2 separate regions of the Homo sapiens genome follow, and region 1 is linked to region 2. Evidence: chromatin loops called from intact Hi-C (ENCODE). Cell type or tissue: mammary epithelial cell. All regions are shown on one strand. Each heading gives the region's core, and the rest is flanking DNA. Links, peaks and the distances in the headings are about the cores only.

The links. Hi-C counts contacts between places; a loop is a spot of excess contacts. Peaks named below come from ENCODE experiments on the same cell type or tissue, not always from the same donor. Only the 100,000 strongest peaks of a DNase experiment are listed, where the experiment ranks them.
Region 1: a loop joins it to region 2, with 7 times the contacts of the local background. A loop is called at or near these places in 3 of 110 quality-filtered maps.

Annotation. Positions count from the first base shown.
Region 1 is chr7:48,529,874-48,546,002 of GRCh38, forward strand. All of the region lies in intron 55 of ABCA13 (ATP binding cassette subfamily A member 13), which reads left to right. Among named protein-coding and RNA genes, the nearest start is that of LINC02838, 170 kb to the right of the region's middle. RefSeq lists an enhancer at 7,303-8,502. In mammary epithelial cell, for the core only: no CTCF peak of the experiment used is centred there; a DNase peak (open chromatin) is centred at 7,888; H3K27ac peaks cover 976 bases.
Region 2 is chr7:48,417,500-48,433,628 of GRCh38, forward strand. ABCA13 (ATP binding cassette subfamily A member 13) reads left to right here. Exons shown (of 62, transcript NM_152701.5): 42 at 10,267-10,372. Among named protein-coding and RNA genes, the nearest start is that of ABCA13, 250 kb to the left of the region's middle. In mammary epithelial cell, for the core only: a CTCF peak has its summit at 7,462 (motif pointing right); DNase peaks (open chromatin) are centred at 4,032, 9,912 and 10,412; H3K27ac peaks cover 2,495 bases.

The sequences.
Region 1 (16,129 bases), core at 3,155-11,154, 110 kb after region 2:
CAGTTTTCTACACTTTCTCTACAGTAATGTCTCCTTTTTAAATTTTATTTTTTATTTCAATAGGTTTTTGGGGAACAGGTGGTGTTTGGTTACATGAATAAGTTCTTTAGTGGTGATTTCTGAGATTTTGGTGCACCTCACCCAAGCAGTGTACACAGTACCTAATTGTGTAGTCTTTTATCCCTCACTCCTCTCCCAACATTTCTCCCCAAGTCCCCAAAATTCATTGTATCATTCTTGTAATTCATTGTATCATTCTTATGCCTTTGTGTCCTAATAGCTTAACTTACAATTATAGTGAGAACATAAGAATGCTTGGTTTTTCATTCCTGAGTTACTTCACTTAGAATAATAGTCTCCAGTTCCATCCAGGTGGCTGCCAATGCCATTATTTATTTAGTTCCTTTTTGTGGCTGAGAGGTGTTTCATGGTGTATATATATGTATATATATACACATATACATATATAGATGTATATATACACATATATACATATATATTCTTTATCCACTTGTTGATTGATGGGCATTTGAGCTGGTTTCAAATTTTTGCAATTGCAAATTATGCTGCTATAAACGTGTGCGCAAATATCTTTTTCATATAATGACTTTTTTTCCTTTGGGTAGATACCTAGTAGTGAGATTGCTGGATCAAATGGTAGACCTACTTTTAGTACTTTAAGGAATCTCCACACTGTTTTCTATAGTGGTTGTACTAGTTTACATTCCCACCAACAGTGTAAAAGTGTTCCCTTTTTACCACATCCATGCCAACATCTATTATTTTGATTTTTTGATTATGGCCATTCTTGCAGGAGTGAAGTGGTACCACATTGTGTTTTGATTTGCATTTCCCTGATCATTAGTGATGTTGAGCATTTTTTCATATGCTTGTTAGTCATTTGTCTATCTTCTTTTGAGAATTGTCTATTCATGTCCTTAGCCCACTTTGTGATGGTATTTTTTGTTTCTTTCCTGCTGATTTGTTTGAGTTCTTTGTAGATTCTGGATCTTAGTCTTTTGTCAGATGTATAGATTGTGAAGATTTTCTCCCACTCTGTGGGCTGGCTGTTAACCCTGCTGATTGCTTATTTGGCTGTGCAGAAGCTTTTTAGCTTAATTAAGTCCCATCTGTTTATCTTTGTTTTTGTTGCATTTGCTTTTTGGTTCTTGGTCATGCAGTCTTTGCCTAAGCCAATGTTTAGAGGGGTTTTTCCGATGTTATCTTCTAGAATCATTATGGTTTCAGGTCTTAGATTTAAGTCTTTGATCCACCTTGAGTTGATGTTTGTATAAGGTGAGAGATGAGGATCCAGTTTCATTCTTCAACATGTGGCTTGCTAATTATCCCTGCACCATTTGTTGAATATGGTGTCCTTTCCCATCTTTATGTTTTTTTGTTTGCTTTGTCAAAGATCAGTTGGCTGTGAGTATTTGGCTTTATTTCTGGGTTATTGATTCTGTTCCATTCGTCTATGTGCCTATTTTTATACAAGTACCATTCTGTTTTGGTGACTATGGCCTTATAGCATAGTTTGAAGTTAGGTAATGTGATGCCTCCAGGTTTGTTCTTTTTGCTTAGCAATTGCTTTGGCTATGTGGGCTTCTTTTTGGTTCCATATGAATTTTAGGATTTTTTTTTCTAGTTCTGTGAAGAATGATGGTGGTATTTTGATGGGAATTCCACTGAAATTGTAGATTGCTTTTAGCAGTATGGTCATTTTCACAATATTGATTCTACCCATCCATGAGCATGGGATGTGTTTCCATTTGTTTGTATCATCTATGATTTCTTTCAGCAGTGTTTTTTACTTTTCCTTGTAGAGGTCTTTCACCTCCTTGTTTAGGTATATTCCTAATTTTTTTTTTTTTTTTTTTTTTGCGGCTGTTGTAAAAGATGTTGAGCTCTTGATTTGATTCTCCGTTTGGTTGCTTTTGGTGTATAGCAGAGCTACTGATTTGTGTACATTAATTTTGTGTCCTGAAACCTTGCTGAATTTATTTACTAGTTCTAGGAGTTTTCTGGATGAGTCTTTAGGGTTTTCTACGTATACAATCATATCATCAGCAAACAGTGACAGTCTGACTTCCTCTTTACCAATTTGGATGCTCTTTATTTTTTTCTCCTGTGTGATTGCTCTGGCTAGGACTTCCAGTATTATGTTGAATAGAAGTGCTGAAAGTGGGCATCCTTGTCTTGTTCCAATTCTCAGGGGGAATGCTTTCAGCTTGTCCCCATTCAGTATAATATTGTCTATGGGTTTGTCATAGATGGCTTTTAATACCTTAAGTTATGTCCCTTCTATTCCTATTTTGCTGAGGGTTTTAATCATAAAGAATGCTGGATTATGTCAAATGCTTTTTCTGCATCTATTGAGATGATCATGTGAATTTTGTTTTTAATTCTGTTTATGTGGTGTATCACATTAATTGGCTTGCATGTGTTAAATCAACCCTGCATCCCTGGTATGAAACACATTTGATCATGGTGGATTATCTTTTTGATATGCTTTGGATTCAGTTAGCTAGTATTTTTATAAGGATTTTTTCATCTATGTTCATTAGGGATATTGGTGTGTTGTGTTGTGTTCTTTTTTTGTTATGTCCTTTCCTGATTTTGGTATTGGGGTGACACTGGCTTCATAGAGTGATTTAGGGAGGATTCCCTCTTTCTCTATCCTGTAGAATAGTGTCAATAGGATTGGTCCCAATTCTTCTTTGAATGTCTGATAGAATTCAGCTGTAAATTCCTCTGGTACTGGATTTGTTTTTGTTGGTAATTTTTTTAATTATCATTTCAATCTTGCTGCTTGTTATTGGTCTATTCAGAGTTTCTGTTTCTTCCTGGTTTAATCTAGGAGGATTATATATTTCCAGGAATTTATTCATCTCCTTCAGGTTTCCTAATTTATGTGTGTGAAGGTGTTTATACTAGAATTGAATAGTATTTTTTATTTCTGTAGTATCAGTAATAATATCTCTTTTTTCATTTGTAATTGAGCTTATTTGAATCTTCTCTCTTCTTTTCTTGGTTAATCTTGCTAATGGTCTATCAATTTGATTTGTCATTTCAGATAACCAGCTTTGTGTTTCATTTATCTTTTGCATTTTTTTTGTTTAAATTTCATTTCATTCTGCTCTGATCTTCATTATTTCTTTTCTTCTGCTGGGTATGAGTTTGGTTTGTTTCTCTAAGTCTTTGAGATGTGACTTTACGTTGGCTGTTTGTGCTCTTTCAGATGTTTTGATGTAGGCATTTAAGGCTATGAGCTTTCCTTTTAGCATTGCCTTTGCTGTATCCCAGAGGTTTTGACAGGTTGTGTCACTATTATCATTCAGTTCAAAGAATTTTTGAATGTTAATCTTGATTTCATTGTTGACCCAATGATCATTCAGGAGTAGGTTATTTAATTTCTATGTATTTGCATGGTTTTGAGGGTTCCTGTTGGAGTTGATTTCCCATTTTATTCAACTGTGGTCTGAGAGAGTACTTAATATAATTGTGATTTTCTTAAATTTACTCAGACTTGTTTTGTGTCCTATCATATGGTCTATCTTGGAGAATGTTCCATGTGCTAATGAATAGAATGTATATTCTGTAGCACATGAATGTTCTGTAATCATCTGTTGAGTCCATTTGTTCTAGGGTATAGTTTAAGTCCATTGTTTCTTTGTTGACTTTCTGTCTTGGTGACCTGACTAGTGCAGACAGTGGAGTATTAAAGTCCTCCACTATCATTGTGTTGCTATCTGTCTCATTTTTTAGGTGTAGTAGTAATTGTTTTATAAATTTAGGAGCTCCATTGTTAGGTGCATATATGTTTAGGATTGTGATATTTTCTTGTTGGGCTAGTCCTTTTGTCATTATATAATGTCCTTCTTTATCTTTTTTTTAACTGCAGTTGCTTTAAAGTTTGTTTTGTCTGATATAAAAATTGCTACTCCAGCTTGCTTTTGGTGTCCATTTGCATGGAATATCTCTTTCCACCCCTTTACCTTAAGCTTATGTGTATCCTTATGTGTTAGATGAGTCTCCTGAAGACAGCAGAAATTTGGTTGATGAATTCTTCTCTATTCTGCCATTCTGTATCTTTTAAGTGGAGCATTTAAGCCATTTACATTCAATGTTAGTACTATTTGTTGCCTGAATGTCTTGTTTGTTTGTCTGTTTCATTGTGTTATTGTTATATAGGTCCTGTGAGATTTATGCTTTAAAGAGGTTCTATTTTGGTGTATTTTGAGGATTTGTTTTAAGATTTAGAGCTTGTTTTAGCAGTTCTTGTAGAGTGGGGCTGGTAGTGGCGAATTCTCTCAGCATTTGTTTGTCTGTAAAAGACTGTATCTTTCCTTCATTCATGAAGCTTAGATTTGCTGGATACAAAATTCTTGGCTGATAATTGCTTTGTTTAAGGAGGTTAAAAATAGAACCCTGATCCCTTCTAGCTTTCAGGATTTCTTCTGAGAAATCTGCTGTTATTCTGATAGCTTTTCCTTTATAGGTTACCTGATGCTTTTGCCTCATAGCTCTTAAGATTCTTTCCCTTGTCTTTACTTTAGATAACCTGATAACTATGTGCTTATTTGCATGGTTTTGAGGGTTCCTTAAAACGTAGGTGATGATCTTTTTTCAATGAATTTCCCAGGTGTTCTTTGAGCTTCTTGTATTTGAATGTCTAGATCTCTAGCAAGGCCAGGGAAGTTTTTCTTGATTATTCCCTCATATATGTTTTCCACACTTGTAGATTTCCCTTCTTCCTCAGGAAAACCAATTAGTCTTAGGTTTAGATGCTTAACATAATCCCAAACTTCTTGGAGGCTTTGTTCATTTTTTAAAATTCTTTTTTCTTTGTCTTTGATGAATTGGGTTAATTAGAAAGTCTTGCCTTTGAGCTCTGAAGTTCTTGCTTCTGCTTTTCCAGTTCTATTGCTGAGACTTTCCAGTGCGTGTTGCATTTCTCTAAGTGTGCCTTGATTTCCAGAAGTTGTGATTTTAAAAAATTTATGGTATCTATTACACTGGAGATTTTTCCTTCCATGTCCTGTATTATATTTTTGATTTATGTAAGTTAGAGTTCACCTTTCCCTGGCTCCTCCTTGGTTAGCTTAATAATTGACCTTCTAAATTATTTTTCTGACAATTCAGAGATTTTGTTTTGGTTTTGATCCATTGCTGGTGAGCTGATACGATCTTTTAGGGGTGTTAAAGAATTATGTTTTGTCATATTACCGGAATTGTTTTTCTGGTTTCCTCCTCATTTGGGTAGACTATGTCAGAGGGAAGATCTGGGACTCTAGCTGCTGTTTAGATTCTTTTGTCCCACAGGGTGCTCCCTTCATGTGGTGCTCTTCCCCTTGCCCTAGGAATGGGGCTTCCTGAGAGCCCAACTGTAGTGATTGTTTTTACCCTTTTGTGTTTAGCCACCCAGCAGAGCTACCAGGCTCCAGGATGGTATTGGGGAGTGTCTGCAAAGAGTCCTGTGATGTGATCCATCTTCAGGTCTTTCAGCCGTGGATACCAGCACCTGCTCAGGTGGAGGTAGCAGGGGAATGAAGTGGACTCTGAGGTTCCTTGGTTGTATTTTTGTTTAGTGTGCTGGTTTTGCATTGGTTGGCCTCCAGCCAGGAGGTGGCGCTTTCAAGAGTGTATCGGCTGCCCTTGTGGAAGAAGGATCAGGTGGTGGGTGGGGCCATAGAGTTCCCAAGAGATTATGTGCTTTATCTTCAGCTACCAGGGCAGGTAGAGAAGGACCATCAGATGGGGGCAGAGTTAGGTGTGTCTGAGCTCAGACTCTCCTTTGGTGGGGCTTGCTGTGGTGGCAGTGGGGGTGGGTGTGTGGTTCTCAGGCCAGTGGATTTATGTTCCTCAGGGGATTATGGCTGCCTCTGCTGAGTCACACAGGTTGCCAGGGAAGTGGGGTAAGTCGGCAGTCACAGGCTTTACCCCGCTGCCATACAGCCTGCAGTCCTAAAGACAGGTCTCACTCCCACCGTGGCCCTCCCAACAGCATCAAGTCAATTTCTGGGCAGTTGGTGACCAGGGCTGAGAACTTGCCCCAGAGAACTCAGCCTTCCTGCTGAGAAAGCAAATGGACTCATGGTTTTCCGATGTCTCATTGAGCCAGCAGCAGTGATCCAGTTCCTTCAAAGGGTCTGTGGATTCTCTCAGCTTTCCTGGTATGTTCCTAGGGTAATTCTTGTAGCAAAAGTTCACGATATGAGTCTTCACATGCAGCTGTCTGAGCAGGAGCTGCAGGCTAGTCCTGCCTCCTTTCCCTCTATGGTAACATCTCTGATTCTAATTCTCCTTATTGCTTTCCTTAGAACTATCAAAACAATGTTAAATGGCAATGCATTTTCTCATTTAATGGTAATATTTCTATTTATGAAATGATGGATTGAAAATTATCTACAAATTTTCATCTAATGTAGACATTATTTTGTTGGCAATTTTATAAAAAGTTCTTACAAGAATATTTTAAATTTATCACTTTAAGGCCAGGTGCAGTGGCTCACACTTGTAATCCCAGCATTATGGGAGGCCGAGGTGGGAGGATCACCTGAGGTCAGAAGTTCAAGACCAGCCTGGCCAACATGGTGAAACCCCATCTCTACTAAAAATACAAAAATTACGTGGGCGTGGTGGTGTGTGCCTGTAATCCCAGCTACTCAGGAGGCTGAAGTGGGAGAATCACGTCAACTCTGGAGGCGGAGGTTGCAGTGAGCCAAGATCACACCACTGCACCCCAGCCTGGGTGACAGAGTGAGACTCCATCTCAAAAAAAAAAAAAATTATAACTTCAACATTTATAAAGTTGCATGTATTTTATAGTTCTTTTCCTTTTGACAAATTTGTTATAAATAAGAGGTAGTTGATTATCCACCTATCCTTAGCTTTCCATAATAAATTTTATTTTTGTTAGATTTTTAATATTTTTGTTAAATTTCATATGCTAATAGTCTATATAGATTTTATATTTATTATTCATAAGAAAAATTAATTTGTTGAAAACATCATTTTCAATTTTTGCTATTAACTATTTTGCATTTTTGTAATTTTGACAATTTGTGTTTCCTTAGAAACTCATTAATTTAATTTAAAATTGCAAATTACTTACATAGGATTATAACTATGGTTCTCCTAAAATTTGTATTTCCTTCCTATACCTGTGTCTGTATATTTGTGTTTTATTTCTATAAGTTATATTTTCCAGATTCTGACTTTTATTTTTAAAAGGATGAAATATTAATTTATTTAGAAATTCAAATTATTTTTGCTTTTCAAATTTATCAAACTTTGTCATTCTTCTTAATCCCCCACCATGCTTTTCTCAATCTAGTTTTGTTGTTTTATTTCTAACTTTTTGATTTAAGTGTTTTTTGTGTTTTTCATCTTAAAATAAAAAATCAAATTATGAGGACTACCAATATGCTTTTTGTACAGCTTTTACCTTGATCCTAAAAATGTAATAAATCATAGTATTGTTGTTATTCTCTAAATGATGTTAGAAATACATTTTCAGTGCCACAAAGGAAGTAGCACTCGAACATGAATTTTCTCAGCAAGGCAATTTTACTTCTATAGAAGGATGCATCTCACGGATGGAGCAATGGCGAGAGCACACCTGAACAAGGGAGGGGAAGGAGTTTTTATCCCTGACGCAGGTAGCCCCTACTGCTGTGTCATTCCCCTATTGATTAGGGTTGGACCACACAGTCTAAGCTAATTCCTACTGGCTATTTTAAAGAGAGCAGGGTTACGAGCCAGAGTGGTGGGATGAGCAGTTCTGGTGGGAAAGACGGTTACAGAACAAATGACTAAATGTGACTCAGGTCAGAACAGGTGACCAAGGGTGACTCAGGTTGCAGCAGGTGATCAGGGGTGACTCAGGACAGAGCAGGTGATCAGGAGTGACTCAGGATGGAGCAGGTGACCAGGGGTGACTCAGGACTGAGCAGATGACCAGGGAAACAGTTGTGAACTACTGATTACAACTGGTGGGGAGGTTGTTTACTGAAACTAGGGGAAGGAGATGAGGAGAACAAGGAAGTTAAACTTTAAAATGAAGGTCATAGAACTGAACATACTGACATACTGATACTTTGAAGAGAAACTTAGAACTCACTGTATTTAACAATGACATATATGATTTTAATATAGTATTTTTATCAAACTTTAGAAGGCTTTTTTTCAGATACTCATTATCTTATTTTTTTCTTTCTTTCTTTCCTTTTTTTTTTTTTTTTTTGAGGTGGAGTCTTGCTCTAGCACCCAGCCTGGAGTGCAGTGGTGCGATCTCAGCTCACTGTAACCTCTGCCTCCTGAGTTAAAGTGATTCTCCTGCCTCAGCCTCCTGAGTAGCTGGGATTACAGGCGCATGCCACTGCACCCGACTACATTTTGTATTTTTAGTAGAGATGGGGTTTTACCATGTTGGCTAGGCTGGTCTCGAACTGCTGACCTCAGGTGATCCACCCACCTCGACCTCCCAAAGAGCTGGGATTACAGGTGTGAGCCATCGCGCCCAGCCTATCTTATTTCTTCCTTCAATATTTTTACAAAATAATTTTAAAGACTTTTTTGAAGTTTAATTTACATATGAAAAAGAACATCCAATGACTTTTCATAAAATGAATATAATTATATAATCTGTACCTACCTCAAGAAACAGAACCAGACCACCAACCCATAAATTCCATCTAATCACATCCCTGTTGAGGTTAACTCTTATTTGCATCTTTTTTGTTTTTAATACAACTTAATGTATTATTAAAGGCAATCTTGTAAACAAAACTCAGGACAAGAAGTAGAACTTTGGTAGCTAACTTATAAGTCATTCTATGTACTCCATTCCAAATACAACCTCTTCCATTTAAATGATTTTTTTTGAATTCATTACGCAAGAGTCTATTCCTAGACACCATAGTTTAATCTTGCATGTTTGTAAGATACTTGATAGGGCCTTTAAGTTACTCAATTCACAGGTCCTTTCTCCATTCCTTTCATTTCTTTACAAACTCTCTGTCGAAGAACCTGAACTGTTGGACATGGTGAGTTGGCCTACAAACTTTGCTGACTGCATACTGATGATGGAATTTAATATGTTCATTTGTTCTGTTTCTTGCAATTGCAGCTGGATTCAGAGGTTTAGTTAGACGCAGGTTCAATCCTTTGGCATGACTAAACAGGAGATGATGTTCTCTTTCATCAAGAGGCACATAATGTCTGGGCCAGGTGAGGTGGCTCATGCCTGTAATCCTAGCACTTTGGGAGGCTGTGGCGGGCGAATTGCTTGAGCCCAGAGTTTGAGACCGGTCTGGGAAACATGGGGAAACCCTGTCTCTACCAAAAATACAAAAATTAGCCAATCTCATAACCTTGTGTAAAAATAATAAATATTAAAATATAAAACTAAAAAATAGGCACATAATAGCTGGTCTTTAGTCTTTTTTTTTTTGCTTTTAGCAGTTTTGATGTTTAATGCTTAGGTGAATTCATCCATTGCAAAATGGTCATGTTTTAACCTAGTCTTTTTGTTTTCATTTACTAGTTTGGATAATTTTGTACAGAGATGCTTTAACTGTCTTTTATTTGGCTACTCAGAGGTACAGTTCATACAGGAAAAGAGACAGAATTTATTTACCCAGTTTTCACAATAATCAATTGGTTTTCAGCTGTCCTCAGAAAGTGACAGATTAGGTTTTCATGTATTTGTTTCCTTGTATCATTCTGACTTCATTCTGATAGAATTAGAATGTATCACAAGTGTCACTTTGTGCTTAGTTATCTCTTTTACTTCTTAGAATTTCCCTTTTTTATTCTCTCGACATTCTCCTCTAGTCATTTCTTCATCCATATACTAGAAATAATAACTCAAATGTTTAAATGAAGGTTCAATGCTATACCACATAAAATCCACCTTGTGCAGAAACAGACATGCTGTTGTCATTTAACTGCAACTAACTTATATGAAGAAAATTGCAGACCTGAAATCAAATCTATCTTGCTCCAAATGCTACATGCTATATCTGTTTCTGTCTGTCGGCAGATAATGCAGTTTTACTTGGGTTAATCTATGTCAATAGGTGAAAACTCAACATTAAGAGCTAATTATGTTTGAGAACAGAAAGTAGAGAAAATTTATTAGTTGAGCAAGTGTTTGAGGTTGGTATGTGTAAAGAGAGTTGTGATACTACTTACTCTGAAAGGAAATCCTGCTGTATGGGATTGAATCTCTCTCAAGTGTTTCCTTGATTTTTCTCTGCAGTCATAGAAGAAGTAAGATATTTTTGTTGAATTTGGAGGTAGGTTTTGAAAAAAAAAATTCTAACTTCTCTATTTACAAGTACATGTAGACAAAAGAATTTTAACTTATAAAGCAAAATTAGGTTTATTTCTTCATCCCTGGAAGACTGACTCTCTCCTTTGTAATTCTATTTCATCATTTGTAAAATAATTGGAAAATGAAATTCAAATAACTACTCTTGAAAAGAAGAATAAATTTACATACAAATAATGGTCTGCAAGTCCCTTATTATACTCCATATCTGTGTAATTAGTTTAATTATAACTAAATCATGCTTGCATTAATTATATTTTAACCTTGATTATTTGTAATGTTAATTGCACATTGGTATTCAAAGAATTAAATAGGTAATTAGCAGCACAATGGAATTTTTCACTACTTAGAGAGTTGAAATGTACCTTCCTGCCCATGAAGCCCATAGCTTATTGCTACCTAATTGAAACACATCTACTCATTCATTCAATATATTAAGGTATTTTTGTCTCTTCTTTGAGGTTATATTATCTAAAACAGGGCTCTTTTACTTTCCTGTTTAATTTACTAATCTCCATGAATGCACATCTTCAAACTTGAGAGTAATACATGTCTAAATATATTTCAAAATTGTCCACTGTAGTTTGGCTCAGAGCATGTCATGTTCTCCTGATATACTGATAGTTGTCTCAGGCCAGAAATCACATGCATTTTTATTATTATTATTTTCTATTCTCTGTAGCTCTTCTTCCTACTATCGTAACTCTCAACTTTTTGTCTTGGCAAGTTGTCAAGGCTGCAGCATGATAGACTAGGTCCCAGAGGAAGTGAAGACAAGGAAGTGAAGTAAGGAATTTAAGACTAAGATTTGTTTTATGAATTTGATCAACACAGTTGAGAAGCAGGCATAAGAATAAATAATTATTTGACTTAAAACTAGCAGTCTCATATCTGGAACACTAAAGTCCTGCTAAGGTAGTGGCAAGATTAACAAAAGGCTCTAAAAATTGGAGACAAGTTTTCTGATGAAAATCTTATGTTGTGATATTTACTTAAAATATGAAAGGCTGTGGCATTTTTATTTGGTCAGCATAGTGTTAAAATTTTGGATTTGGATTGGCGTTGGTTCCAGTTTGTCACAGTTGCCACCATTGCTTGTTGCCTTATTGATGGACACCATCAAACATTTACTTGGACTATTACATCTGAAATTATTGAAATTTGTGGCTCCTGAACACCATAAATGTTAATCTCATTAGCCATGATTTACTGTGTCTCTCTTATTCGCCGAGTATTAAGTTAGGGGCTTTACATTCTAGATCTTATTTGATAATTATAATGACAAAGAGGTTGTTATCCTAATTTTACTGACAAGAATCTAAGATTCAGAAAAATTAAGTGGCTTGCCGGAAGTCAAACTTCTAGAACATGATGGAGCTTTGAATCCAAGTTTTTGAAACTCTAAATCACATGCAGTTCCTATCCACCCTTTGACTATTAGAGAAAACAAAGTAGTCACAATCAATGAGACAGAACATAAAATATTTTAAAAGGGAGAAGAAAAAGAGATATATATATACATATAAAATATCATGTATATAAATATCATATGATATATATCTTAGTTATATCTATATATATATTTTAAAAGGAAAGTTGACAGATAACAGAGCAGGCACATATTTTTATAATAAATATTATTGGGAGTATCTTTCCTTAAAAAATCAGACACTCAGAAACTGGGTTAAAAAAGGTATTTTTTTTTTTACATGACACAACACACCATTACAGTGAAATTAAAAATAATGGCCATTATGCAAATGAAAACAAAACAAAACTGTATAAATACGTTAACATTTAAATATATAATTCAAGTAAAGGTACATATGAGGCAAAGACACTACTAAATAAAATACATTCTTTGATGTGAAGTCATTGCAGTCAAGAAATTCTGTATATGAAAGACATAGAATGATAAGGTGTAAAGCAAAGTCTGTTGGGAAAACCAGAAAGAGAATGAGAGGATACGTTGGAAGGAAGAGACCTTAACTCTTTAATTATCTAATAGTTACAAAGTGTAATATATTTGGAGAATGAGTTTCACGTCATCAACACAAGAAACAAGACTGTTTATCATACAAACATGACAAATACAACTCTTCATTTTTATTTATGAAGTACTAGAGTAATTCCTGTTAAAATAAGAAACAGAATAACATGATCAACATTATTATTTAGCATTTTCTGGAATTTAAGTTCCTGCTATAAGACATAGTTTAAAAAATAGTATGAGTATTTATACTGCTAATTATTATCTTTTGTGTCATCATACACTTAAATACCCAAGAAGATCAATTAAGAAATAATTTCAACTGAAGTGGCCAGAAAAAATAATAAATACATTCAAGGCTATATAATATGAAAAACAATTACAATAGAAAAAAACACATGCAAGGTAATGAATAACCTTAGAAGGAAATATGGTCAACCTATATGTTAAAATGTAGATGATGTTTTCAGCATAAAAGAATAAATAAGTAATAAGATAATACCATGTTGCTGAATGGAAAAGCTGAATCATCTTACTATTACTCTCCTCTAGCAAGTTTTATAGATTTAATGTAATTCCAATTGATATTGCAGAGAATAGAGTAGGCTTTACACAGAATTTCTGAAGTTTTAAACACAAGAATAAATAGATGGGTCTAATCGTGACATTTTTCAAAAAGAATAGGTTGATAATGGCTAAATGACTTAAGAAATATTTCAGTGCATTATATTGACTTTGTAATAAAATAATGTCTTTCTAATTGGATTGCTTAATCGATAAGAGAAAATCAAAATATAAAAAAGGTAGTATACACATTTTACATTAGTGATAAAAGGAAAAGAAGTTGCAAAATTTTCCTGAGATTGGTATTTTCTATCCCTCAAAGAAAATTAGAAATAAGGCAAATAAACACATTGTTTATTCAATAAGGACATTTCTTTTAGACATTAAATTAATGTAAAATTTACAGTAGAAAATACAGATATATTTAAACATAGAAATTTAAATTTCTTCTGTAAGTCGAAACATTAAAATTGAAAGGCTGAAAACAAGGATCAAATAAGACAAAGCATTAATAGGTATAATATGTAAATTACTGTATAGTGATAAGGAAAAGACTACAATTACAATACAAATAGGCTAGCTGGGCACGGTGGCTCACGCCTGTAATCCTAGCACTTTGGGAGGCCGAGGCAGGCAGATTGACTGAGGTTAGGAGTTCGAGACCAGCCTGGCCAGCATGGTGAAATCCTGTCTCTACTAAAAATACAAAAATTGGCTGAGCATGGTGGTGGGCACCTGTAATCCCAACTACTCGGGAAGCTGAGGCAGGAGAATCGCTTGAACCCAGGAGTCGGAGGTTGCAGTGAGCCGAGATCGCACCGTTGCACTCCAGCCTGGGCAACAGAGGGAGACTCCATCTCAAAAAAGTAAAAAATAAAAAAAATAAAAAATAGGCATAAGACTTAAGCATTAAACACAATATGAAAGTGAATGGTTAATAAACATTTTAAAAATAGTTGCCATCATTAATATAAAAATGCAAAACAAACAACAGATACATATATATTTTTAATCATTATAAACAACTAAAATGTAGTGCACAATTTCATGAAGGTATAGTAAAGTGGACACTGTTATATGCTTATCTTTGGAATATAAATCATAATTTTACTGGAGTTAAGCATGGCAATATATATAAAAAATACTTGGGCTAATAATTTTCCTTCTGGGAAATTTGTGCCTAGGGAGATAACAGAAACTTGGATAAAGGTTTAAATGAAAATATATTTATTCTAGTAAATAATTGAGAAGGTATTGTTCCTATATATTTAACAATTACATTAATTACAAAATGTTGGTGCAAAATCATTTAAAATAATATTAAATATATTAAAATGGAAGATTAGCATAACTTGAAAATGCTCTCATTACTAGATAAGAATTATCTAAAACGATTATATTAGTACCTATCTGAGGTCACAAGAAAGGAGGGAAATTTCCAGGTGCCATAAAAGAAGAAACCAACAAACCTGATGTGATACTGTGCAATATATATTTTTGTCTTAGACCCATTTCCAAGCCTACAACTCCTAAAATTCTTGGAATGTCCAAACTGATGTAATTTTTATGCTAATGATTTATGGCGCTGGCAGCCTCTAGGTCACTTCAGGATGGGGCTGGTCACCAGAAAGACCAAGGCAGGATTACAGGGTTGGGACTTCCAGCCACACCCCTCAATCTCAGGGGATGATGAGACGCTGAAGGTTAAGTTGATCACAAATGACCAACGATTTATTCAACCATGCCTCTGTAAAAGCTCTGTAAAATCCCCCAAAACTGTGTTCAGGGAGTTTCTGGATACCTGAACACTTGATAGTTCCTGGAGGGTGGTTCCCAGAGAGGGATGGAAGCTCCATACCCCTTCCCACATGCTTTCCCTTATACATCTTTTCATTTCTATCTTTTGTAATAGTCTTTGTAATAAACTGGTAAATGCAAATAAGTGTTTCCCTGAGTTCTGTGAGCCATTCTAGCAAATTAATCAAACCCAAGAAGAGGGTCATAGGATCCCTGGCCGATCCCAAAAGGTCAGAAGCTCAGGTAAAACAACCTGAGGCTTGTGACTGGCATCTGAAAGGGAGCGGTCTTGGGGACTGAGCCCTCAACTTGTGGGATCTGATTATGTCTGCAGGCAGATAGGGTCAGAATAGAACTGAACTAGAGAACATTCAGCTGGTGTCTGCTGCAGAAATGATTGCTTGATTGTTGGTGGGGAGAAATCCCCACACATTTGGTCACAGAAGTCTTGTGTTGATTGTTGTGGTGTGAGAGCAGAGGAAAAACAGAGTTTTCACACTTTCATTCCAGAGTAATTGCTTGTGTTGCCACCTAAGAAAGGGGCAAAGCATATGTAAATTTCTGATTTGGAGGCATAGGTTTTAATGTCCCTGATGGTGCAAGAGCTATGACTGCAGCTCTGCATGTGGAGAAGCATTGAACTGAAACTCTGTATAAAGCTAGGATCGTTGAAAGGCTGCATCCTTACTGAAGGGGTAGGATCTAGAAAAGACCTTCTACTGGCATAGAAAGATAATAGGAAAACATTAATTTCTGTCTAGGATTAGAGGTGAAAAGAAAAAAATCTCCCCTGGAATTTTGAAAACCTGAGCTTATACCCTAGAACTGAAACTCCTAGAATTGTGGGAGTTTAAATTTGACTACCTGTGATCTGAGAACCACAACTCCCCCTACCCAAGAATATAACATAAACATTGACCTCAGTTTGATGATACCCATGGGCACTTTTAAGAAGAAAACACAAATCTTTGCAAGGATGGTCTCACAGCTCATATATCATTTTTTTTCAAGAGCCCATTAAAGTGGAGTGACTAAACAAACATTACAAAACACACAAGACAACTATCTACTATATAGATAAATTAATGGCTATCACAAAAAGGAGAATTGGCACACAAAGAATGTAATGTAAGAGAACTACAATCACAAAGAAAATGTAAGAAGTACCATGATATGAGAGAGAATAGATTTGAAAAAAAAAGTACTAAGATTAAAAACTGTGGCTATTAAAAAGAAAAACAATGGTTGGGTTAAAAACAAATGATGTACTGCTAATAAAAAATATGAAAATGAAATTATGTGAAATATGGAGGATAGAAAGAGGTCTAACATAAGTCTAATTAGATTTCTGAACAAAAGAATAGAGACAATGGGAGAGAGGCACCATTTGAAGAAATAATAGGTGAGGATTTTCTAGTGTTAAGACTGTTGCTTCCTTCAAT
Region 2 (16,129 bases), core at 4,030-12,029:
ACATTTATTCATTTATTTTAATTTTAAAAACCTTTTAAAGAGCAGTTTTAGATTCTCAGCAAAATTGAGCAGAATGCACAAATTGTGCATTCTGTGTCCCTCTGCCTCCCTTGCCCCCAGCCTCCTCCACTATCAACATCCCTGCAGAATGGCTCATTTGTTACAATTGATGAACCGACATGGACACATCACCATCCAGCCCATTAGGCTTCACTCTTGCTGTTGTACATTCCATGGGTTTGGATGAGTATATAATTCCATGTATCTGCCATTATAGTATGATATGGAACAGTTTCACTGCCCTGAAAATCTCTTGTGCTCTGCCTAGCCATTCCTCCCTGCCCGAAGCCCCAGCCCTCAGCAACCACTGATCTTTTTACTGTCATCGTAGTTTTACCTTTTCCTGAATGTTGCAGAGTTGGGAATCATACAACCCTTGTAGCCTTTCCATTTTGGCTTCTTTATCTTAGTAACATGGATTTAAATTTTCTCTGTGTCTTTTCATGGCTTGATAGCTTATTTCATTGTACCGCTGAATAATATTTCAGTGGCTGAATGTACCATAGTCTATTTATCTATTCATCTACTGAAAGACATCTTGGTTGCTTCCAAGTTTTAGCAATTATGAACAAAGCTGCTATAAATATCTGTGTGCAGATTTTTGTGTGGACATAAGTTTTCAACTTACTTGGGTAAATACCTAAGACTGCAACTGCTGTATCTTACAGTAAGAGTGTCTTTAGTTTTGTAAGAAACTGCCAAACTGTCATCCAAAGTACCTGCACCATTTTGTGTTTCCACCAGCAATGAATGGGAGTTTCTGTTGTTCCATATTCTTGCCAACATTTGGTGCTGTTAGAGCTCTGGATTTTAGCCATTCTAATAGGTGTGTAGAGGTATCTCACTGCTGCCTTAATTTGCATTTTCCTGATGACATATGATGTGGAGCAACTTTTCATATTCTTATTTGCCATTTGAATATATTCTTTAATGAGGTGTCTGTTTAGGTCTCTGGCCCACTTTTTAAAAATTGGGCTGTTTGCTTTCTTATTGTTGAGTTTTAAGAGCTCTTTGTTAACTTCATTTTTCTCATCCCTACGGTAGGTTTATCTTCCCTATCTTCCACACACAGTTTTTGTTTAGGTCAAATCATATAATTAAACTGAGTGCAGGTTACATATTGCTGGATTGTGGCATAAATATGAGGAATTATCAATATTTTTTCTACTATTTATATCCAAAACACATATGCAGTGGTGTATTTTCAGATTAGACACTGTTATATTTTAATCTGTCTATATTTTAATGTTACAGAATACCTTGCATTATAGAATAACTTCTAAAAATTCTTTTTATGTTATGTATTAGTCCATTCTCACATTGCTGTAAAGAAATACCTGAGACTGGGTAATTTATAAAGAAAAGAGGTTTAATTGGCTCAAGGTTCTGCAGGCTGTACAGGAAACATAGCAGCATCTGCTTCTGGGGATGGAAGGTGGAAGGCAAAGAGGGAGCAGGCATCTTATGTGGCAGGAGCAGGACCAAGAGAGAGTGGGGAGGTGTCACACACTTTTAAACAACCAGATCTCACAAGAACTCACTCACTCGCTATACACTACCAAAGGGGGATGGGGCTAAACCATTCATGAAAACTCCACCCCCATGATCCAGTCACCTCCCACCAGGCCCTACCTTGGACATTAGGGATTGCAATTTGACATGAGATTTGGGTGACGACACAGATCCAAACCATATTATGCTATATTCCTTAAATATCTCTGTTTCTGTTTAGTAGTCACCTTTCTTTTACAAAATATTTGTATTTGTACTTTACCCATTCATATTCCTTTTGGAAATTTCTCAGTCTTCCTCCTCTTTGCCCTCTTTTCTTAAAAAATTTATATTTATGTACTTCATATGTAAAATTCCTACAGTAAAATTCACTATGAGTTTGACAAATGTATAGAGTTGTAGAACCACCACTCCAATCAAAGTACAGAGGAGTTTCATCCCCACCACCTTCTGAAAAGAGTAATTCTTCCACGTAACATGCCTCTGCAATTTTTTAAATCCAGGATTCATGTTCTTGCTGTTAGTCACCCCAGAACAGCAAGAACTCCTCATTAGTCAGTGAGGAGCAACAGAACAAGTTGTTCAATTACTTTGGAGATGTAGTACATGTTTCTTCAATTTCTTACAGTAATTTCTACTTTCTACATTTAGTATGTGCTTTGCACATAATAGGTCTTAAATAAATATTGATTTACTAGATTTTACGTATCTCTCTTTTTCCACATCTCTCACACACACGGACGCTAAGAAAGAAATTATCTCTCTAAGGGCAACCATGGGCAAAGAATCTGGAATATATATACAATGTATATGAGATCTAACAAAATATAAATGGTATATTTAGAGCCGTTTGAGAAAGGTATCTTAAATTGGAAAAAGATTGGGGCTTTTGGAGAACCTTCTTTTGTTTGGTAGAGGCTATAAAATGTCTGTCTCAACCAATTTTGTCTCTTGACACTTGGCGAGCATTGACTTTCCTTTCTTATGTCTGATACACAGTTAGCATGGCTGTTGTAGCGCTGAGGGTGCTTTTCTCTTCCTTCATCTGCATTTTGCCTGATGACTTTACAGGAGTGAGGAGGACCTGCCAATTAACTCTCCAGTTGAGCTCTTCAGCTAAAAAGCATATTTTATTTCTAAACTGGAATACACTTACTATAAATTATGATCTCCAACTTTACCTACAAGCTAGTGAAATTAAGATTTAAAATGAAATCATGATAGTCACCAGTTTCATTAAGGCATCTGTACTTTCTACTCCAATGCTTGGACCTAAGGACAATCCTGGCAAGTTACAATGTTTACTTTGTGTGGGATGGGACCATAGAGAGTTAGAAGACTTGGCTTTGCATATGGAATATATTTTCGGCAATCTCTGAAGCCAAGACAAAACTTTCTGGCATAATGCAAACAGAGTAAATTTTTGCAGTGTATTTTTTAATAGTTTTGAAGTTTTTAGTAATGTTTTAGAAATGCTGGTGAGCCTGCCTGAGATGTGAAGTTTCTTTCCTTCCAGCTTGCTAAATACTGATTAGTGGGTTCCCTTTGTACCTTTGCCAAGGAGGTTCTGGATGCTAGTTCCTTGGGTGCATGAACTCAGCTGCCCCATCCTACACAGCATTAAGAGGTAAAGCCTGGGCCTCAGATGTAGGGCTTGATCTTTTTTTTTTTTTTTGACTTTTTTTTAGAACAATTTTTAAGAAAAAAGAATTGCTGTAAAATCTTTGCCCATTTAAGTTTCAATTGTGCCCCTCATGTCCCTAAGAGCAAAAGGATCCAGTCCAGGATCACGAGCTGCACTCAGTTGCAGGCCTCTTTAGTCACTGTCAATCTGCAAGAATTCCTCAGTTTCCTTGACTTTCATGACCTCAATATTTTTGAAGAGTCCAGACCACGTATTTTGCACAATGAGCCTCAATATGGGTTTGCCCTATTTTGCTGTGATTGGTCAGGTTATGCATTTTTAGTTGGCATATTCCAGGGGTGATGCTGTGTCCCACTGCTCCTGGCTGCCTGCTACACAAGGCTGATCTGTCCCATGGCTAGTGAGGTGATCTTTTTTCCCAGGTAAAGTGGAAAGTGGTGTCTGCCAGGCTTTCCCACTCTTAAGTTAATTTCCTTTTCTCTCTCTTTTTTTTTTTGAGGATATATTTTGAGAATCTGTAAATTCCACTTTTCTTACCCACCTGTTTTTGCATCTTCTGATGTTCCTTGCCAGAATTAAAAATTATTACTATGGCACTTGCCAAGTGGCGATTTTTCTAATTCCATCATTCCTTCCATGTGTTTTAGTTGGCATTGTCCAGTAAGAAAGAACTCTCTCTTTACCCCATTGACCTATTTATATAAGGAACCACTCATAGCATTCTATTCTACTCAATGAGTTACAATTCAGTAGGGTCATTATTTACTTTGAGGCTCATGTCATACCAAGTTGAGCCAGTGGGAGGTCCTTCAAGCTGGTTTTTGTGCCTTTTAACTCATGCCTCCCATTCTTTGAGCATTTTCCTGCTTCCTGACAAAACAAGATGTTCTAGGATTGCCATTCTTTCCCAGCCCTGGCTCTAGAATCAGCCATTTCTCCAAGAAATCCTGGCTGCTCAATACGCTCATGGTGATTGGGGTGTTGCTGCTCTGAGGTTCCCTCATGGATAAAGTAAAAGATCCACCTCTATTTTTGCTTCTCTTTCTGCCTATAAATACAAAACTAGGAGTTCAACTCCACATCTCTAATTCCAATCCAATTACACAGCATTCATTTAGTGTTTCCTCTTGCCTTATTTGTACCGCCCTTCACTGATAATGAGAAACTCGACTTACTCATTCTTATGCTACCTTTTCCCTTAGTCCTCCTGTGTGCAGCTCATCTTCCAAGGCCTCCACACTGCTTTGCTGCTCTGCTCACATGCTGTCTTGTGTGAACCTGCCCCACTTCAGCTGCCACTTTCTGTTGGCCCCAAACCCTAATCTGGTGTCTTTCTTACAAAAAAAAAAAAAAAAAAAAAAAAAAAAAGAAAAAAGGAAAGAAGGAAGAAAGAGGGAGGAAGGAAGAGAAGGAAGCAGGTACTTTTTTGAGAGACCCTGTTCCCTTTTTCTTTCATGTGACATCCTGTTTGTTGTTGTTTTTTTCTTTTTTTTCTTTTTTCCTAAAGAACAATACATTCAGTATTTTGAGGATTCTTCATTTGGGGGCTAAGGTCTTCTTAACTTAGAACAGTCTCATGGTCTAAGCATTTATGCAGACAGCCTGCTGTCTTGTTAACACTGACTGTGCTATCAGCCCTTTGACTGGAGTGCTGTGACCCATTCTTTGCATTCTGTTTATAACAAGGTGTTATAGGATGTCACAGAGCCTGAGTGTGAACTAGAATTGACTTTTTATAACTTATGTCTTTTAATCTTCCCCTTGTACGAATAAGCAAACTGAGAGACCAAGAGACCAAAAAGGTAATGAGCTGACCAAAATCAGACATTGAATTTTTTTTCATTTTGTGTTGGACTCCAAAATTTTCTACTCTACTTACCAACGTCTCCTGTTCTGTAGTCTCCAGGGACACCTCAAATCAACAGCCCTTGTTTCAAAGGTGTGTTGATGGTGTGATAGTTCTAGGACAGGCTGGATAATGGTCCCCCAGCGACGTCCACGTCCTTATCACTGAAGCCTGTAAGTGTTACCCATATGGGACTGTGGCAGGAGATATCCCAAATTATCTGGGTGGACTTGATGTAATCAAAAGGATACATCAAAGGGGGATCGAGGAAGGTCAGAGAGGAAGAAGGTGATGTTATGATGAGGCAGCAGTTGGAGAGATGAGCTTTAAAGATGGAGGCTGGGGCCATTGGCCAAACAATATTGGCAGCCACTAGAAGTTGGGAAAGTCCAGGGAGTATATTATCCCTTGATTTTAGCCCAGGAAGGCCCATATTAGGCTTCTGACCCCCAGAACTGTAAGATACTAAATACATTGTCTTAAGCCACCACATTTGTGGTAATTTGTTACAGCAGTGATAGGAAATTCATACAAGCTCCTGTAAAATAACAAATCTTGCTGCATGCATTGTGTTAGCATGTCAGGGGACAGCCCTGCCCAAGATCCCATATTTAGAGAGCAGTTGCTAGTACCTCTAGTGTTTCGTATCATCTAAGTTGTCCATGTGTTTTCATCTTCTGCTTCCTTAAAAAACAATCACTTTGGGGAAACAGAAAGAGTACATCTTATGTGACATGTAGGTCAAGTTTGGAAATTCTTCCTCTGCTCAAGTCATCACTCAGCTGGGTTCCATTGTCCTTGTCTTACAAAAATTTGGTCAGCTTCAAAAATTTCTCTAGCATCTAAGCAAAAAAGTACCTTGCACTGACCATCTCCAGGACACAATCCATCAAACTGACACTTTAAGTGTAGATCATATCTGGGGTCTCATGCTGCTTGACAACACCCTTTAAACAGAGAACCCAAAAGGATGGGGCATAGGACTCATGGCTGAGGGACTGATAGCACAATCAGTGTAGAGATGACACTGGGCTGTCATAAATGCCTAGACCTCAAAGCTCTTTTAAATTAAGGAGATGTAGATCCCCAAATGAAGAATCCCAAAACTTTTGAATTTACTGTCCCTTGAAAAGAAAGAGTGGATACACCATAGGCATTGCTTTTAAAGCATATTTTTGTTACATTTTAAATTACTTTCATGCTAGTTAGTGTCCTTTAGACATAATTTCATCATGTCTTATTTTATTCTTATTTACTTTGTGTGATGAATTTACCTAAAAATTAATGACTAGTTTGACCAACTTGATTGTCCTTTGACTTGAGAAGCTTGTAATTTCAGTGAAATTCAAAACATTAGATAAGATTGAAAAGAATATTCTACTTCTTTTGTATGAAAGTGGGAAGGTGTAGGTCTTATTTGGTCCATTTGAATTGGCTTATGGCCTATATTCAGTTACAATGATAGAAAATACCACCAAAAGAGGAGGAAGACATATGTATAAATAATGTCATTCCATACTAAATGCACAAACGCAGCATTCTTCTTAAATTGGAAAGTGTAGCCAGGACATTAGATGTTTAGCCTGCATTCACTTCCTGTGCAGTTGCCTAACCTTTATTTCTATCTCTTTTGGAAGATTGTTTATATGTTTTGATCAGGACTTTTATACTCTTAATAAGAATATTTTTGCAGTATTTTGCATCTCCTCATAATTGTTGAAATGAAAGAGAGTTTACGTTTCTTTATTTGAATTACTTTAAAAAACTTGAAGAACACCTTTCGGTATAAATAGTGATTTAAATATTGCTGGAAAGTATGTATCAGATAAGAAGGAATACAGTGAGAACTCAGTTAACATTGTTGATGGGTTCTTGGAAACTAAGACTTTAAGCAAAACAACTTTTTTTCCCTCATCAACATTATAACAAAATGGCGTTGAATGAGATGACATTATTTGAGGACCTGCTGTATGTCCTTTTGCTGAAAGTTGCAGTTGTGAACAACAACTTACTGATGACGCTAAGTGAGGACTTACTGTAAAATGATGTAATGTGGAAATTCTATGTCCAGAATTCAGTGAAATGTTAGGAGCCTTCTTGTAAGTTTTCTTTCATTAAATCCCTGGGTAATGTTCTATTCTGGATGTTAGGGTTACCTGAAATACTTGCCAAGGGGAGTTTTACAGTTGCTGTCTGTGTGATTCAGTGTGAGAATTATAATGCAAAATAACAAAGGCAAAGTCTGCCATCAAGACTCCAAATCTTTGATTACAGTGATCAGTGTCATATTGCTTTTGAAAAGAGTAACCTTTATTTGCCCTCTCTGTTAATTGGGCTACTTTGACATTTTGTCAAAATCTCAGAGCCTCCCGGACAGCCTGCCTGCAGTTAAGGTGAGTTGCCACTTGATGGCACGCATAACATTCTGATGGTCTTAGGCTTGCCTTTCACTGTTCATAGGCAAAGTTCCAGAATTTTCAGACACATTGTACCCAGATACTTAGTGCCGTACCATAATTGATTGTATCTCCTGCTGATCTGTGAGATTATTGAGGGCAAAAACTCTGTCCTTATTCTGTTTCCTCCTCTAACACACACATGCCCACAAATGTGTGCATTCAAACATGTGCATATACATTCACACATGTTCATACACACTCACACACACACACCCTCCTCCCCGCCACATACAACTATGGCCTTTTATGAGAGGGGCTAGAAAAGGAAAATTTAAAAAGGACAGATGAATATTGTTATCAATAATGCCTTAGTTATCAAGGTATGCTTCATATAATCATAGTTAAATATGACCATTAAATGAAAATTCCATTTAGAATAAGATATAAAGGAAAATCTTTAGTCAATGAATAATTCTTGATTTTCACTATTTCTATTGTTTCCTATTTAATTCCCTATAAATGCACTAGGTGAAGACTTACTGCACTAAGCCTCAGTGCCCTCATCTTAAGCAAGGATAATAGTACTCATCTCATCAGATTGATCTGAGAATTACATGATGAAACATAGCACATACACCCTACTACACTTACTCATCCTTATCTAGCTACTGTTGAGACCAGACATTGCCAGCATGCTACATGCCAGGCATCGTTTTTATAACTTTATATATAAATGCATTTATTGCTTGCAACAATCCTATAATATGTCTTATTTATTTATTTATTTATTTATTTTTTCGAGATGGAGTCTCGCTGTCGCCCAGGTTGGAGTGCAGTGGCGCAATCTCGGCTCACTGCAGGCTCCGCCCCCTGGGGTTCACGCCATTCTCCTGCCTCAGCCTCCGGAGTAGCTGGGACTACAGGCGCCCGCCACCTCGCCCGGCTAATTTTTTGTATTTTTAGTAGAGACGAGGTTTCACTGTGTTAGCCAGGATGGTCTCGATCTCCTGACCTCGTGATCCGCCCGCCTCGGCCTCCCAAAGTGCTGGGATTACAGGCGTGAGCCACCGCGCCCGGCCTCTTATTTATTACCATTTATCATGTGAGGAAACTAAGTTAAAGAGTGGTAAAATAATGTGTTCAAGGTCACATGGCTGGCGCACACTCAGAAATGTTATTAATCATTCTTCTTCTTATTATTATTTGCAATAGTAGTGAGGTTTACAGCTTTTCCTTGGAGTCTTACTGAGAATCAGCAAAGTGTTATCTTTCACATGAAGGTAGCTGCATCTGACCTTTCACTAGTGCTACTCATGCAGATTTTGCTCAGTAGGATTCCATGCAAACTAATTAACCACGTGCGGAGATATTGCATGCCTCTCCTGAAGGCTTGCTTGCTCATGGCTTCTTCTTTCTGGTGCCTTCCCCCATCTTTCCCTGTGGTTAGGGGCTCCTCAGGAACATCTAGAGACAGTCAATCCCTTTTTGCTTGTTTAGAGGAATCAGAATGGTGAGGTTGTGTAGAGAAATCAGAAGTGAGGCAGGGTGCTCAGTGTGGGCTGAGATCTGTATATGCAGGTATAGGACTTCACTACCCAGGGCATTGGGTGGGAGGTACCAGCTGGATGGACAGTGACGCTGGCCCAGCAGGAGTCACTTGGAGAGGGGCCAGGGCCAGGGACCAATATCTCTATGGATACGTGCAGAGGAAGGGGTGATGGAAGCACCTGCACAGATGATGCTAAGGGAGAGAGTGGCAATGCACAGTGCCTAGCTTTGTGCATGGCCCACAGAGAACGTTCAGGAAACCTTGGCTAACCACATGAATAATAGAAGACTTACTGCATGCTTCCAGAGTCTGTGCCTGGCACTTTACAGCCATCATCTACTGAACTTTAAATACTGTGATCATCATCTCTGTTTTATTAATACAACGAGGCAGCCAACACTCTGCGTGGTGCAGTCCTATGCCTGCAGACAGAGCCGGCCCACATCTTGCCAAGAGTGGAACTCCAGCAGTTAGGACTGTGCTGCTGCAGGGCGATGTCTCCTTGACTTGTATGCTTCTCGTGAATTGCCCAATGTTTATTTTAGAGATTCTCTTTCCATCACTCCATAAATCCCTGCCAGCGATCCAGGTGCAGCTCAAGGCCCTCGATGTCTCCACCCCACCTCATTTCCCTTTGTGTCTGCTTGCACTTCTGCTTTCTCACCTTATTTTTGCTACTTTAGTCATAGTATTTGGCTTTGAATAAACTGAGGTTGGACTTCTGCCTCCACTACTAACCAAGAAATGACTTCAAGCAAGTTATTTGATTAACTACCTTAGTGACATCATATATCATAGCCCATGGAAAGCATACATTTAATGGGGATTTTTATGTATGAGATCCCATCTACTGTAAGTAAACTGAGCATTGCAATTTTATTGTCTGATTCACCTCTGAATTCCTAAGATGCTGGTACAGTGAGTCACAAACTTAAGTTGAATTGGATACACTGTGTTGCTATCTGTCCCCTCCCTGCCTACCACTGCCTATGCATTTGACCAGCCTCCACTAGCCCGTGAGGGTCTGGGAGTTCACAGTCAAGTTTCATTCATCTTTGCATCCTATGGGTAGCCTGTTTTGCTGAGACCTAGGTAGTCTTAGAGTTATGCCAATTAAATGGATGGCTAAATGAAATATATGGGGTGTGTTTGGCATATGTTGTCACAACCGGATTAGGCAATTGAGGCAGAAGAAAAGAAATGCGATGTGTATAGAAACATAAAATAATACATGGCGTTTTTTTTTCTCCGAAAGGTGTTTTTGATGCTTTTGCAAGATTCCAACAAGAAATCTCACATTGCCCTGGGGACTGAGTCAGAGCTGCAGAACCACAGGCCTACAGGACATCTGTCTGGCTACTGTAAGTACAGAATGGCTTCCTGCATTTCTGCTGGAGGAACAATGACACCAGCCTTATTCAACATCCCTTGTTTTAAAAGTTGTATAGCAAGGTTCTGAAGTTAGTGAGGAGATGTGAGTGTATAGTGAGGGGGCAAGTAAATACAGGTCAGAGGCAAAAAAAACGTTGAGTTTTATCCTGGCTTGAAAAAAAAAAACTGTGTGTTTATGGGACACATTTATCTTTTCTTCAGGACTTGACTTAGTATATAAAAAATTTCTCAATGTATACAGTTAGAATAATGACCATCATTCATCTTATTTTACCTTCATCACAAACAAACTGATCTGGCCTACCTGCGTGGTGTGCCTCTTATGTGCAGGCACCCTCCTGGTAATGGATTTGCATGGTTTAACAAAGCCCCGGATGTGGGCTTTGCCTTCATGCGACCTCTGTCCCTTTGGGACCAAATCATGGCTTCAGCTTTTGTATGCAGCCTCCTTTATAGGCTTTAATGATTGAACAGAATCCAGATTTGGTATCTAGGTGTGTGACTGAAGCTCCAGTTCAGTCCAATTCCTGGCATATTTATTAGCAGCAACTCAGCAAGGATCCCTGAGCTGAGCTCTAGGGATGTGGAGGGTAATAAATCTAAGAGCTTTCCTTCAGAGATTTCAGTCTACTAGGCACATGAACCCATGAATAAGTAACTAGAATTAAATATGTTATAACCTTTTATGATGTTTCCCAAATTGCATCCTTACCAGCAACTGTAGGAATTGCTATTGCTGTACTTCCTCTTCAGCTCTTAGTAGTATCAGATTTGAAAAACATATAATTTAGCTATTAAAATAGATGTGTAGTAGTTTCTCATTGTGGTTTTAATTTGCATTCTCCTAATGATTATGTTAGGCATATATTTTTATTTCCCACAGCTTTATTGAGATATAATTCACATAACACACAATTCACTCATATAAATGGGACCATTCAGTGGCTTTTAGCTTCTTCAGAGTTCTGCATTCATCACCACAATCAACCTTATACCATTTTCATTACTCTGAAAACTGGTGTCACTTAGCAATCACTCCTCAAAATCCCCATCTCTTCAGCCATAGGCAACCCCTAATGTACTTTCAATCTCTAATAGATGTGCCTATTTTGGACATTTTATATACATGGAATCATAGTATGTGTGGCCCTCTGTGACTAGCTTCTTTCACTCAGCACAATGTTTTTGAGGTTCATCCATGTTACAGCGTGCCAGTACTCAACTTATTTTGATTACCAAATATTTCATTGTATAAATATACCACATTTTTGTTTGTCCATTCACCAGTTGATGGGCATTTGGGGTTGTTTCCAGTTTTTTACTATTGCAAATATACTATTATGAACATTTATATACACAATTTTTGTGGATATGTTTTCTCTTACATGTATACCTAGGAGTGAAATTGCTGAATCATATGTTTCAATCATTTGAGAAACTGCTAGACTGTCATCTAAAGTGATCACACCTTACATTCCCACCAGTAGTATATGAAGTTTCTAATTTCTCCACATTCTCCCAACCCTTGTTATTATCTGCTGTTTTGATTACAGACACTTTAGTGGATGTGACACACACCTTAGTGTGTATCTCATTGTGGGTTTTATTTACATTTCACTGGTGGCTAATGATGTTGAATATCTTTTCATAGGCTTCATGGCCACTTGTATATTTTCTTTGGAGAAGTCATATTCAGATTTTTTGTCCATTATTAAAATTGGGCAGATTTTATTTCTAGAGCTGGAAGAATTTCTAATTATGGAATTGTGTGAGTTAAGTGGAATGGTAACTAGGTTTTCATAAATGCCGTTTATGAAGTTGAAGAAGTTTCTATCTGTTCTTAATTGTGGAGTGTTTTTAATCATGAAAGGTGTTGGATGTTGCCAAATGCTTTCTCTGCATCTATTGAGATGATCATTTGTTTTTTGTTTATTTATTTATTTATATGGTATATTTTTGGTTTTTGGTAGTTAAAACAACATTGCATTCCTGGGACAAATTCTACCCGGTCATGTCATATATTGCTGGATTTTATTGTGCTAGTATTTTGTGGAGCATTTTTGTATCTTTATAGCAGGTATTGGTCTGCAATTTTCTTTTCTTGCAGTGTCTTTGGCGCTGTTATCATGGTTATCTTCACCTCATAGAATGAGTTGAGAGGTGATCCCTTCTCTTCTATTTTGTGGACATGTTTGTGAATAATTGGTATTAGCTCTTCTTTCAATGTTTTGTGGAATTCACCAGTGAAGGCTTCTGGGTCTGGGCTTTTCTTTGTGGGTAGGTTTTTTAATTATGATTAATTCAAATATTTAATTGATGTAGGGCTATTAGATTATCTATATTTTTCTCAAATCAGTTTCAGTGTTTTATGTCTTTCTAGGAATCTGTCCATTTCATTTCAGTCGTTATGCTATTTTATGTTATTGGCATACAATTGTTCATAGTAATCAGTTATAATTCCTTTTGTTTTTTAAAAGTCTGTAGTGATGTTTGTCAGGCGTGGTGGCTCACGCCTGTAATCCCAGCACTTTGGGAAGCTGAGCTGGGTGGATCATGAGGTCAGGAGATCAAGACCAGCCTGGCCAACATGGTGAAACCCCGTCTCCACTAAAAATACAAAAAATTAGCTGAGCATGGTGGCAGGTGCCTGTAATCCCAATTACTTGGGAGGCGGAGGCAGAGAATTGCTTGGACCCGGGAGGCGGAGGTTGCAGTGAGCTGAGATTGTGCCACTGTACTCTACCCTGGGCGACAGAGCAAGACTCCGTCTAAAAAAAAAAAAAAAAAAGCCTGTAGTGATGTTTCACCTTTCATTTCCACTTCTAATAATTTGAGTCTTCTCCGTTTTCTTGGTTAATCTAGCTGAAGTGTTGTCAATTTTGGTAATGTTTTCACAGAATCAGCTTTTGGTTTTATTGATTTTTCTCTTTTCAATTTCATGAAATTCAGCTCTAATTTTTATTATTTTGTTTCTTTTACTTACCTTAGATTTAGTTTGCTCTGTTTTTCCAGTGTCTTCAGGTGGAAGTTTGCATGAATTTGAGATCTGTTTTTTATAATTATAAACATTTACTGCTATAAATTTTTCTCTAAGCATTGCTTCAGCTGTACCCTGTAAATTTTGATATGTTGTATCTTCATTTTTCATTCATCTCAAAGTATTTTTTAACTTCTCTTTTGATTTCTTTCATTTCTTATTTAGGTTGTGTTGATTTCCACATATTTGTGAGTTTCTAAATTCCCTTTTGTTATTAAAGTCCCATTTCATTTTATTGTAATCTGAAAGAAACCAGAATGGGTTCATATTTTTAATAGAGATGGGATTTCACCATGTTGGCCAGGCTGGTCTCAAACTTCTGAACGTGGGAGGTGGAGGTTGCCTTGAGCCTAGATCATGCCACTGCACTCCAGCCTGGGCAACAGAGGGAGATTCTGTCTCAAACAACAACAACAACAACAACAACAACAACAACAACAACAACAACAAATCTCTTTTCAACTTATTAAGGCTTGTTTTATGGTCTATGCTGGAGAAAGTTCCATGCCTCTTGAAAAGAATGTTCATCTGTTGTGATAGGTGGTGTGTTCTATAGACATCTGTAATATTTAGTTTGTGTGTAGTGGTTGTTCAAGTCTTTTGTTTTCTTGTTGATATTCTTGTAAATTATTTTATCTGTTAATAAAATTTGGGTATTGATATTTCTGATTATTATTGTAGAATTGCCTATTTCTCCCTTTAAATCTGTTGACTTCTGTTTTTATGTCTTTGCGGGCTCTGTTAGGTACATAAATCATCACAATTTTATATCTTCCAGATGTAAGCCTTATTTCATATCTTTTATAGTCTTCTTTCCTTCTTGTATTCTTCCTGGTCTTTTTAGACAGTGCTGGCACTATACCTGATGAAGCAGTTTTCGCAAACACTTTGTGAAACCTTCTTAGGTTTCAATAATATTCATCCATTAGACAAAAGCCAGGTGTTTTTGAAATAACCTCTTCTGTATTTTTTGGCTTCTACATAGATGGCAGAGGGGACCACACCACAAAGCTTCCTAGAGGTCCTCTGGTTTGGTTGAGTAGACCTGTGAGACACACTTGATCTTTTTTAAAATTTTTTAATTTTACATACGTAACAAACCTGCACGTTGTGCACATGTACCCTAGAACTTAAAGTATAATAATAATAAAATATGTGTATACATTATATATAACCCAGTTAAAGAAAACAAGTAATGCAGTTAAAAAATGATCAAATGACCTGAATAGATAGACATTTCTCAAAGGAAGACATGCAAATGGCCAACAGGTATATGAAAAAATACTAAATTAATAGTCAGCAGAGAAATGCAAATGAAAACCACAATGAGATATAACCTTATATCTGTTAGAATAATTAATATTAAAAAGACAAAAGATAACACATGCTGGTGAGGTTGTCAAGAAAAAGGAACTCTTCCATACTGTTGGTGGGAATGTGAATAAGTATAGCCATTATAGAAAATAGTATGAAAGTTCTTTAAAAAATTAAAAATAAAACCACCATATGATCAAGGAATCCCATTACTTGGTATATATCCAAGGAAATGAAATCAGTATATTAAAGAAATATCTACACTCTAATGTTTATTGCAGCACCATTCATAATAGCCAAGACATGGAATCAACCTAAGTGTTCATCAACAGATGAATGGATAAAGAAAATATGGCATATGTACATAGTAGAATACTATTCAGTCTTAAAAAAGAAGCAAATTCTGTCATTTGTGACAACATGGATGAACCTGGAGAACATTATTTTAAGTGAAATAAGCTAGGAACAGAAAGGCAAATGCTACATAATGTCACATATATGCAGAATTTTTAAAAGTTGAAATCATAGAAATGGAGAGTAGAATTGTGGTTACTAGGGGCTGGGAGGGGATGTGGTGAGGAGATGTTGGTAAATGGATACAATATTTCAGTTATATAGGAGAAATAAGTTCAAGAGATCTATTGTACAACATGGTGACTGTAGTTAATAACGTTTTGTATTGTTGAAAATCTCTAAAAGAATAGATGAGTTTTCTCATCACAAAAAACTATGTGAGGTATTGCATATGTTGATTAGCTCGGTTTAGCCGCTTCACAAGGTATACATATTTCAGGACATCATGTTGTATATGATAAATATAATTTTTATTTGTCAACTATAATAATAAACAAATAATAGTTTATGACAGGTTAAAAAAAAAAGAAATAAAATCTACCAAGTGTGCATTCAAACACATACATGTAAAATATCTTTGGAAGGGTAAAAAGATGCTGGTAATGGAGTTTGCCTCTAGGGGAGGAAACTGAGTAGCTGAAGGATTCTATAGCCCCCTTGAGATCTTTGGTAGATTTGCACTATGTGAATTTTAGCAACTGAAAATAATTAAAAAACAAAGAAAAATAAAAATAAGTACAGTACTCAAAAAATATTTTTTTCATCTAGGACGTTTTTTGGTAATAGAAAATATCAAATGGAAAATTAACTAGCAAATGTGTTTTTATATATGATAAATATATAATATAAGTACATATATTTATATACATATATATTTATGTATTATATATGATATATATTTTTACTGTGGTAAAATATACATAATATAAATTTTACCATTTTAACCATATTTAAGTATACAGCTCAGTGGCATTACGCACATTCACATTATTGTGCAACCATCATCATCATCCATTTCCAG